2 separate regions of the Homo sapiens genome follow, and region 2 is linked to region 1. A link is a contact called in ENCODE Hi-C or POLR2A ChIA-PET data. All regions are on one chromosome and are shown on one strand. The core of a region is the stretch at or near the end of the contact, and the rest is flanking DNA. Distances in the headings are between cores, read along the strand shown. Region 1 overlaps SLC35E2B (solute carrier family 35 member E2B). Region 2 holds the start of SSU72-AS1 (SSU72 antisense RNA 1).

Region 1 (4,824 bases), core at 2,298-4,797:
CACTCTGAGTGGTCCTCGCGGCAGAGCCCCATGGCAGGCAGCAGAGACGGGCACCACGGATGGAGGCCTGGGATGGTGGGGCGCAGGCGGAGGGGCGGGGCCCGGGGGCCTCACCTGTGTACTCCCCCAGAATCATCCGAGACATGATCACCGTGAAGATGGGGGCGGAGCTCTTCACCGTCTCAGCAAACGAAACCGCCACATTTTTCAGGCTGACCAAACCCAAAACCACAGTTGCAAACCTAAAAATGAGCCAAAAGCACCATCACCTTAGAACGAGTCTGTCTGCCTGCACCCACCGGGCAGGCTCTCCAAGGGGCTCGCTCGCTCGGTTGGCACGTCGGCCCCTCTCCGCCCACCTCCTCATCACCAACATGGTGCCTGGACCCGCTTCTGTGACGCTTTAGGTCGAGCCCCCAGGAAACGGCACTGCGTCCAATGGGAAGTGACTTCTGCCACCCCTTGAAAACGTCCCAGAGACAAGGAGGCACCCTGTCCTGAGACCACCAGCCCGGAAAGAAGCTGACTGAACACACGTGGCAGTGAGAGCCACGAAGCCACATTCATTTGGTGTCCTGAAATCTGGACAGCCCTGGTGCTTTTATAAAGTCTGCACTGAAAACTCACCAGCCAGCAGAGTCCCCGCTCTAGTAACGAGAGGGACTTTACATTTAAAGAAAAAGAGACACTCAACCAAAACCAGGAGATTCTTTACCTCATCAGACCCACAAACAGCATCGTCATAAGGAAGTTGGGTGGGTAGGAAAGCCGGGCCTTGTGCTGATACAAACAGCAAGGAACGAGGGTTTTCACACACCCGATAACCGTGGTGGACAGCATCTGCACCGCACCTGCGGGAGGGAGGGGGCCGAAGACAAGAGGGAGAATCACCCCTCCCATGCCTGCAGTGGGCTCCACCCCCGGCCTCCCATCCTGACCTGGGCTCCCCCGGCCCTCCCGGGTGGTTGCTGGCTGCTCCCTGTGGGGTGGCAGGTGGCCGGCTTCCACCCTGCCCGAGCCGCCGCCTACCTAGCATGCTGGGCTCGCCTCCCAGCAGGGACAGGATGTACTTGTTGAGGAAGAGCGTGCAGAAGCTGAAGAAGAACCACAGCGTGAGGTAGAGCAGCGCCCGCGAGCTCCACACACCCAAGTCTGACTCGATGACCGTGGTCTCCGTGATGGTGACGGTCAGTACGTTCTCATCTGTGCCGCCGTCGCTCTTGGCAAAAACAATCTTCTCACTTCGGTGACCAAACAGAGAGCCCCAGCTGAGAGGCGACCTGCCTTTCGGCTTCTCTTCGGAGCCAGGAACCAGCTCTTCCAGTGCTGGGGTTTTCACCGAGGACGACATGCTGAAGCCACAGCCACGAACGATTTTACCTCCAGGCTGGGCAGCATGGGTCACCGTGACCGCCCGGGGGTGGGGCCGCAGCAGGGACTCCGGGCGCCAGGAACGAGGCCACCAGGGCCTCTCCCAGGCAAAGCGCAGAAGCAGACGCTAAAATATTAAGAAAAGGAAACACATCACCCGTTTTGAACATTTAATGTCCTCAAAGGTTTCAACCACCAATTTAAAATCACTTTGAAAATGCAATTGGGCCGGGCACGGTGGCTCACACCTGTAATCCCAGCACTTTGGGAGGCCGAGGCAGGTGGATCACCTTAGGTCAGGAGTTCGAGACCACCCTGGCCAACATGACGAAACCCCGTCTCTACTAAAAATATAAAAACTAGCAGGGCATGGTGGCCGGCGCCTGTAATCCCAGCTACTCGGGAGGCTGAGGCAGAAGAATTGCTTGAACCCAGGAGACGGAGGTTGCAGTGAGCCGACATGATACCACTGCACTCCAGCCTCAGTGACAGAGTGAGACTCTGTCTCAAGAAAAGAAAAAAAGAAAATGCAATCGTTCACTGTCCAAAGATTTTTAGCAATTGAATCCCGTTTTTCTCTGCGCGTGTTGGCGGATCCTTGCTCTTGAGAGACGGTCTCCTGGCACACTTGACTGTCGTCCTGGCAGACCTGGGGCTGTGGGTCCTTCACGCCCTGCCTGGCAGCTGCACCTTCTCGATGGGCTTTGTGGCTGCCGCTGTCGGGTGCCCAGGACTAATTCCATGCTACTTTCTTTTTCCTTTTTTTTTTTTTTTTTGAGACGGAGTATTGCTCTGTCGCCCAGGCTGAAGTGCAGAGGCGTGATCTGGGCTCACTGCAAGCTCCGCCTCCCGGGTTCTCGCCATTCTCCTGCCTCAGGCTCCCGAGTAGCTGGGACGACAGGCGTCCGCCACCACGTCCGGCTAATTTTTTGTAATTTTTTTTTTTTTAGTAGAGACGGGTTTTCACCGTGTTAGCCAGGATGGTCTCGATCTCCTGACCTCGTGAACCGCCCACCTCGGCCTCCTAAAGTTCCATGCTACTTTCTAGACAGACTCCGTGGTATAAAACCACACTTACACCCGCTTCACGCTCAGGCGACTGTGGCTTCGGGGCGAGACACCCCCTCCCTTCCCACGAGCTCCAGGAAGGTCAGAACAGCCGTTTCCTCCTGAGGTCCAGTGGGAATCATCCCCCCAGCTGGGGCTTTGCACAGACGCCACTGTGACTCCGCAGCACCGAGACCCCACCTCCCCCAGGTCTCAATCCCAGCGCTCAGGCAGCCCGATTTCCTGTTTCTCACACCTGGGTTTCTCTTCCTGCTTCGGGGGAGGCTGTGCATCTGAAGGGGCGCCCATCCTGTCTCACCAAGGCGCTCTGGGAGCGTGTGGTGCCGGCCGTGCTGCCCGACCCAGTACCCCTCCTCGTCTCACTTCTCCCCCGGGAAACTGGGGTTCCCACCTCATTCGTGACCTCCTTCTGTGTTTATGTTTATGCACTTGCGTGCGTGCCATATGTATACATAAATATTCTGTGTTCACACTGAGGGACGCACGCCACCCCCTCCCCCATGAAGACCTCGCCTGGGTGCTCAGGCCGGCCTCTCCCCCAGCTCACCTGCCCAGCAGTGCTCAGAGGTGCCTGAAACTTGGCCTCCCCATACCCGGGAACAGGCGCTTCTGCCCTCTCCCCAGTGGCGGCAATGCCAGGGCCTCTGCAGCCTTCCTCTCTCTCCTCCCCTCCCCCTGCTGTGTGTGTCTGTGCACCCAGGTCTCCCCGTCTGCCCATCACACCGCCAGCTCAGTGCCACCCAGACGCTCCCAGGCCACCCATGTGTGCCCTGACCCCTCGGTGCACCAGGACAGCTGCCTCCAAGGGCACCCCAGGCCTCAGTGAGGAGAAGGCCGACCCCTCCACCAGTTCCCACAGCCTCGGAATAACAAAGGACTCATCCACTCCTCGGGCCACTGACAGTGCCAGATCTCCACAAAGACACCATTCCCTTCTTCCTGTTCAGCAGCACAGTCCCACTGCTTAGCCTGGGGTGACAACAAGCTGGGAGCTAAACCTCCATGGGCTGCAGCCTCCCTGGAGCTAGGACTGGCTGGGCCCTGAGCCAGGGAGCTAGGAGACTTTGTGCCAGTTTCCCGGACTGATGGGCCCTGGCTGGGGGTGGAGCAGCTACCTGGCTTTCCTGAGGTGAAAATCCAACAACAAAGGGTGCGGCAGAGCAAAAGGACAGAGCACTCGCGACAGGGCTCCGCAAGGCAGGGGTGGAGCTCATGGCAGGCGTGGATCTCACTCCCCACCTCACTAGGCCTCACGGCCCTTGACCTCTCCCTCCCACCTCGAAGGCTGCCCCCTGGCTGGGGACGCTGTCACAGCACCCGCTACACAGGCTCTGCCACCACCAGCGAGTTTCTAAAACCAAATTCATTTACATGGCAAGGAGGCCACGCTCAAGAAACCCCTCCAGGAGCAAGGAACAGCACGTGGGCTCGGGCGTGTGCAGACGACGCCAGTCACGTCCCACCTGACGTCGAGGCAAACCTGGAATTCAAAAGGCAAGCATCTCCCTCTTGCCAGAACAGTCTGTCCACTTAGCTTCCCTCTGAGAAACTCACAGCATCCCAGGCAAAACTGCTCCCCGCAATGAGGACCCCCATTCCCCTTCTCTGCTGACACTGTGCTCCAAGAAGCCTGTGGGACCCACACAAGCAGCCCAGTCCCCACCCTAATGTTTGCTCACAATTAGTGGAAACAAAAAAACAGAAATCACACTTCACTGACGCTGCCGTTCTCTGTACATCAAGAACTTAAGGTTCTGGGCCAGGCGCCGTGGCTCACACCTGGAATCCCAGCACTTTGGGAGGCCAAGGTGGGCGGATCACCTGAGCTCAGGAGTTCATGACCAGCCTGGCAAACACAGCAAAACCCCGTCTCTACTAAAAGTACAAAAAAAAAATCAGCCGGGTGTGGTGGCTGGCACCTGTAATCCCAGCTACTCGGGAGGCTGAGGCAGGAGAATCACTTGAACCTGGAAGGCAGAGCTTGCAGTGAGCTGAGATCGCGCCATTGCACCCCAGCCTGAGCAACAGAGCGAGACTCCCGTCAAAAAAAAAAAAAAAAAAAATGCTGGGCGCGATGGCTCACACCTGTAATCCCAGCACTTTGGGAGGCCGAGGAGGGTGGATCATGAGGTCAGGAGTTCAAGACCAGCCTGACCAACGTGGAGAAACCCCGTCTCTACTAAAAATACAAAATTAGCCGGGCGTAGTGGATGCCTGTAATCCCAGCTACTCAGGAGGCTGAGGCAGGAGAATCGCTTGAACCCGGGAGGCGGAGGTTGCGGTGAGCCGAGATCACACCGTTGTACTCCAGCCTGGGCAACAAGAGTGAAACTCCGTCTCAAAAAAAAAAAATTTTTTTTTAATGTAGCCGGGCATGGTGGTGCA
Region 2 (5,098 bases), core at 1,766-4,265, 100 kb before region 1:
CTACAGGCGCCCGTCACTATGCCGGGGTCATTTTTTTGTATTTTTTGTAGAGACGGGGTTTCACCATGTTAGCCAAGATGGTCTCGATCTCCTGACCTCGTGATCCACCTGCCTCGGCCTCCCAAAGTGCTGGGATTACAGGCGTGAGCCACCGCGCCCAGCCCTAAATAGAATTTTTAAAACATTTCCTTTTGTTAAGATTTCTACTCCATCTTGCCAGGCGCAGTAGCTCACGCCTATAATCCCAGCACTTTGGGAGGCCCACGCAGGCGGATCACGAGGTCAGGAGATCGAGACCATCCTGGCTAACATGGTGAAACCCCGTCTCTACTAAAAATACAAAAAAATTAGCCGGGCGTGGTGGCGGGCGCCTGTAGTCCCAGCTACTCAGGAGGCTGAGGCAGGAGAATAGTGTGAACCCAGGAGGCGGAGCTTGCAGTGAGCTGAGATAGCACCACTGCACTCCAGCCTGGGCTACAGACTCCCCCTCAAGAAAAAAAATATATATTCTACTCCAACTTTATTTTATTTATGTATTTATTTGAGATGGAGTCTTGCTCTGTCGCCCAGGCTGGAGTGCAGTGGCATGATCTCGGCTCAATGCAAGCTCCGCCTCCTGGGTTCATGCCATTCTCCTGCCTCAGCCTCCCGAGTAACTGGGACTGCAGGCGCCCGCCACCACGCCCGGCTAATTTTTTTGTATTTTCAGTAGAGACGGGGTTTCATCGTGTTAGCCAGGATAGTCTCAATCTCCTGACTTTGTGATCCGCCCATCTCGGCCTCCCAAGGTGCTAGGATTACAGGTGTGAGCCACTGCGCCCGGCCTACTCCATCTTTGTTATGCAGGTACAGCAGAAAATCTTGAACAAAGGATCACCAAGGAGAACCAGCAGAACCAGAAGGTCTCCAGCCCATTTGTTATTCCAATTAACAATAATTTTGTCTTGGGGGGGGGGGGGTGAGCCTTGCATTGTTTTGCTTAAATGTATCAAATTTTTACAGGTAACTGCAGTTTATAAATGAAGATCCAGCACAATGTAATTCTAGCACATTTCTAGTTTTAAAAACAACCTTTGGCCGGATGCGGTGGCTGACGCCTGTAATCCCAGCACTTTGGGAGGCCGAGGCGGGCAGATCACCTGAGGTCAGGAGTTTGAGATTAGCCTGGCCAGCATGGTGAAGCTCCGTCTCTACTAAAAATACAAAAAAAGCCGGGCGCAGTGGCTCACGCCTGTAATCCCAGCACTTTGGGAGGCCGAGCGGGCAGATCACGAGGTCATAAGATCAAGACCATCCTGGCTAAGATGATGAAACTCCGTCTCTACTAAAAATACAAAAAAAAAAAAAAATTAGCCGTGCCTGGTGGCCGGTGCCTGTAGTCCCAGCTACTCGGGAGGCTGAGGCAGGAGAATAGCTCGATCTCGGGAGGCACAAGTTGCAGTGAGCCGAGATCGCGCTACTGCACTCCAGTTTGGGCGACAGAGCAAGACTCTGTCTCAAAAAAAAAAAAAAAAAAAAAAAAAAAGAAAGAAAAGAATAAAGAGAAAGAATCAGCAGATCATGAACACTTGACACTGATTTTTGGGGGGTGTTTTTTGGTCTCCAACTCCTGACTTCAGGTGATCCGCGTGCGTCGGCCTCCCAAAGTGCGGGGACTACACGCGTGAGCCACCGTGCCTGGCCCACGTGACACTGTTAAAAACGGAAAAAAAAGGGGGACTGTTAATTTTCCCAAGTTGCTCAGGAAAGTTATAGCTGGACTGCGAGAAGAGAAGCGAAACACTGTTTTCATTTAAAGTTCACGTAGGTAACTTTGGAGGTAAAAAAGCCATTTCAACTTTCTTACTATCAAAGTTGACACATACCAAATTTTAACTGTAAGTCAAGTGGTCAGTTTCTCAGTTTGCTATGTGACTGAACAAAAAACTTGTTATCAAGCAGGAATAAACTTTCATTAGACATACGCTACGCAAGAGTCACAGGCGGCCAGTTAGCAGGGAATATAAACTAGCAGAGCCAAACCAAGTCCACGTTGTATTCCAGAAACTACCGGTTGGAGGCGTTCCAGGGAGGAAGAGAGGATCTTTCGCAAAAAAAAAAAAAGAAGAAGAAGTAGCAAACACACAAATCCATGGCATTAAAAAAAGAGACCGCTTTGTTATTTACAACATCGTGGTATGCCGTGATTGTGTTGCGCGCCGTTTCCAGGGAAGGTGGCCAACGACGCACACGAAATACCATGATCGGCCGCCGCCGCGCAGCCCCTCGCCGCGGACGCTACCCTCGCCCCCCGGGCCCGGCCTCGGAGAGCTCGAAGGACCACCGGACAGCGGGCGCCTCGTCCCGGAACCTGCCTTCCCTGTGATGCCCACCCGCGTGTGGACTACGCGCGCTGCCGTCCAGCTGCCATCCCAACCAGCCGACCCACGAGCGCGGCCCGGCCCGGCTTCCTCTCAGGGGTCCTGGCGCGGGCCAGGGGGAACCGGGGAGGAGGGAGGGCCGGTCGCCGGAGCAGAGCGCGCGGGGACAGGGTGGAGCCCAACTACCTGAGGATGTTGTGCGCCTCCATGCTCCGGTTCTGGTTGCTCGAGCACACCACCGCCACCCGCAGCGGGGACGACGGCATGGCGGCGGCCGCAAATCCCGCGGCTCTCCCGCTTGGGTTCCCACCCTACCGCGGCGCTTCCGCGCGAACAAAATGGCGGCCGCGGTGGCCGGAAGCGGGCGACGCGAAACGACGGCGCCGGCGGTGTAGCGTGCGGCGACTGCGCGGCGGCCTCCCCGCCCACCCTGGGCGCCGGGCCGCGGACGGAGCGCAGGCACTGGCCTTCGGGCGCGCTGCACTCGGCGAGGCCGGGGGCGGCCAACGCCGCGCCGGCCCCCGGCGTCCGCAGCAGAGACCCGCACTCCACAAGGCCCGGCTGAGCGTCACGGCGCCAAGCGGCGGCGTCCTGACATCAGCACCCCGCGCCGGCGCCTAGTGTGACGCGACGACGTGCGGAACAACAGGACGTCATAAGGTGTCGCCGCCGCCTTTGGGAGCGATGCGAAACGCCGCGCTTGCCGGAGATAGCATTGAGGGCCCTTCCGCGGCCCGGCGTTTCGTCTCTTGGGACGATTTTGTGCGTTCCCTCGGTCCCCGTGGGGCCCATAGTCCTCACTTCTGCCACCCCAGAGTCGTCGCGCTTCACTAGACCCGCTCCCTCCACTGTCCCGGAGGCCCACAGACATTCCCGCATTCTGAGGCTCGCTCCCGTCCCGTGCCGCTGTTACCGGCCTCCGGCCCCGGCTCATACAAGCAGGAGCACATCGCTCTTTTATGAAAGCCCTTCAACATTTAACGTTTAAATGCGAGGGCCGACCTGTGACAGACCTGGTTGGGAGTGCACGTCGACTAGGATCTTCCTCGCCTCGGGCTTCCTTGGAGAGGCCGCCGGCTGGTCTGAGATTTGGGTCCAGTTACAGTAAATCCAGTCAACGCGAGTGTGTCATTCCCCAGCTATGCCTGTCTGCCTGGATGCAGCCTCGCGGTGGACAGTGGGCTGATGTTTTGCCGTGGGAGCGCCACGGACGGGAGAGGGAGTGATAATGATTGTCAACCTAATAACAGGCTAACTGAAAATGATATTTATTTGGGAATAGGGCGTTGGCGAATATGCGTGCCATAGTAAACGATTTGCGCATTCAGGAAAGTAATGGTTTTTAAAGAAAAAATGAAGAGGAAGATAATGGTTTGGAAATAATTAACCTTGGCTACAAAGAACAGTAACAAGTGTACTCCCGGCCGGGCGCGGTGGCTCACGCCTGTAATCCCAGCACTTTGGGAGGCCGAGGCGGGCGGATCACGAGGTCGGGAGATCCAGACCGTCCTGCCTAACCCGGTGAAACCCCGTCTCTACTAAAAATACAAAAAATTAGCCGGGCGTGGTGGCGGGCGCCTGTAGTCCCAGCTACTCGGGAGGCTGAGGCAGGAGAATGGCGTGAACCCGGGAGGCGGAGCTTGTAGTGAGCCGAGATCGCGCCACTGCCCTCCAGCCTGGGCGACAGAGCCAGACTCCGTCTAAAAAAAAAAAAAAACAAGTGTACTCCCGTTCCAGGGTTGGACAGGCAGTTGCTGGGCAGCTGTCCTTGCTGAAGTATTTTTTGTGTAAGATTGCCTTAGTGCAAGGTTGTGGTTTTTGCAGAATCTTGTGATAGTTTTTCTTATTATTGATTCATGAGAATTCTCCATGGCCTTTCCCAGCTGTCTTTGTCAAGGTATTTTTTAAACATAAGTGAGTCCACTTTTATTTGACAACTTGGGTATTTTCCCCTTTTGATTGAGATCTTTCTCCAAATGCATCACTAATGAGTCATCCTGTAATTAGGTTTTGATAGTCCCCGTGCTGGGATGAACTTGTCCCAGATAGCTGGTCTGGTCCCACACTGGAGAGAGTGGCTGCTGGGAGTCATTGTCAAAACCCTTTTTTACCATATTTGAGCATCAAAGGAGGTTTGAAGGGTGTGGCTCTCAGGCTAAGTCTAACCTGGAGTCCATTATTAACTTCAACTTTTGTCACTTCTGTAGTCTTTCTATCATCTCAAAGTGCTGTGTCAGCATTATTCTGTTAGAAATTGTACTTGTAGCCGGGCGCGGTGGCTCACGTCCGTAATCCCAGCACTTTGGGAGGCCGAGGCGGGTGGAACACGAGGTCAAGAGATCGAGACCATCCTGGCCGACATGGTGAAACCCTGTCTCCACTACAAATACAAAAGTTAGCCGGATGTAGTGGTGCGCACTTGTAGTCCCAGCTACTCAGGAGGCTGAGGCAGGAGAATCACCTAAACCCAGGAGGCGGAGGTTGCTATGAGCTGAGATTGTGCCTATGCAGTTCACCCTGGCAACAGAGTGAGATTCCATCTCAAAAAAATAAAAAAAAAGAAATTGTCCTTTTGCAAAATATGGCAATGAATAAGTTTAAAAGGGGAAAATACAAGGTAAAATCAATAATAATATGACTATCCCAGTTTGCATATTGGTTTTGACCCATGAACCTAGGCTTAAAGGAAAGCAATTAAAAAGAAAAAAATTAGAAAACAAAAATAGAAAAATAGAGAT

Evidence for each region. Hi-C counts contacts between places; a loop is a spot of excess contacts on that map. ChIA-PET counts read pairs that join two places held with the same protein, here RNA polymerase II (POLR2A). Pooled maps may share reads with other maps.
Region 2: a loop to region 1 is called in a map of B cell, with 6 times the contacts of the local background. The contact joins the promoter of SSU72-AS1 here to the enhancer-like site in region 1. A Hi-C loop is called at or near these places in 3 of 168 maps with a recorded cell type or tissue (B cell, CD14-positive monocyte and natural killer cell), 7 of 37 single-sample maps with no recorded cell type and 8 of 50 pooled maps. POLR2A ChIA-PET finds 5 or more read pairs at or near these places in 3 of 52 experiments (H1, activated B cell and activated CD4-positive, alpha-beta memory T cell).

The regions. Positions count from the first base shown.
Region 1 is chr1:1,675,349-1,680,172 of GRCh38, forward strand. SLC35E2B (solute carrier family 35 member E2B) reads right to left here. Exons shown (of 10, transcript NM_001290264.2): 3 at 1,030-1,498; 4 at 716-851; 5 at 115-242. The coding sequence starts at 1,351. Among named protein-coding and RNA genes, the nearest start is that of SLC35E2B, 15 kb to the right of the region's middle. RefSeq lists an enhancer at 2,657-2,706. Within about 2 kb of position 3,548, at least 15 of the 41 ENCODE cell types and tissues checked have a DNase peak (open chromatin) inside an H3K27ac peak, as active enhancers do; they include B cell and natural killer cell, where a contact is called at or near this core.
Region 2 is chr1:1,571,932-1,577,029 of GRCh38, forward strand. SSU72-AS1 (SSU72 antisense RNA 1) reads left to right here and starts at 3,016. Exons shown (of 1, transcript NR_197593.1): 1 at 3,016-5,098. SSU72 (SSU72 homolog, RNA polymerase II CTD phosphatase) reads right to left here and starts at 2,932. Exons shown (of 5, transcript NM_014188.3): 1 at 2,547-2,932. The coding sequence starts at 2,626. RefSeq lists silencers at 2,416-2,495, 2,736-2,895, 4,555-4,724 and enhancers at 3,016-3,125, 3,136-3,205.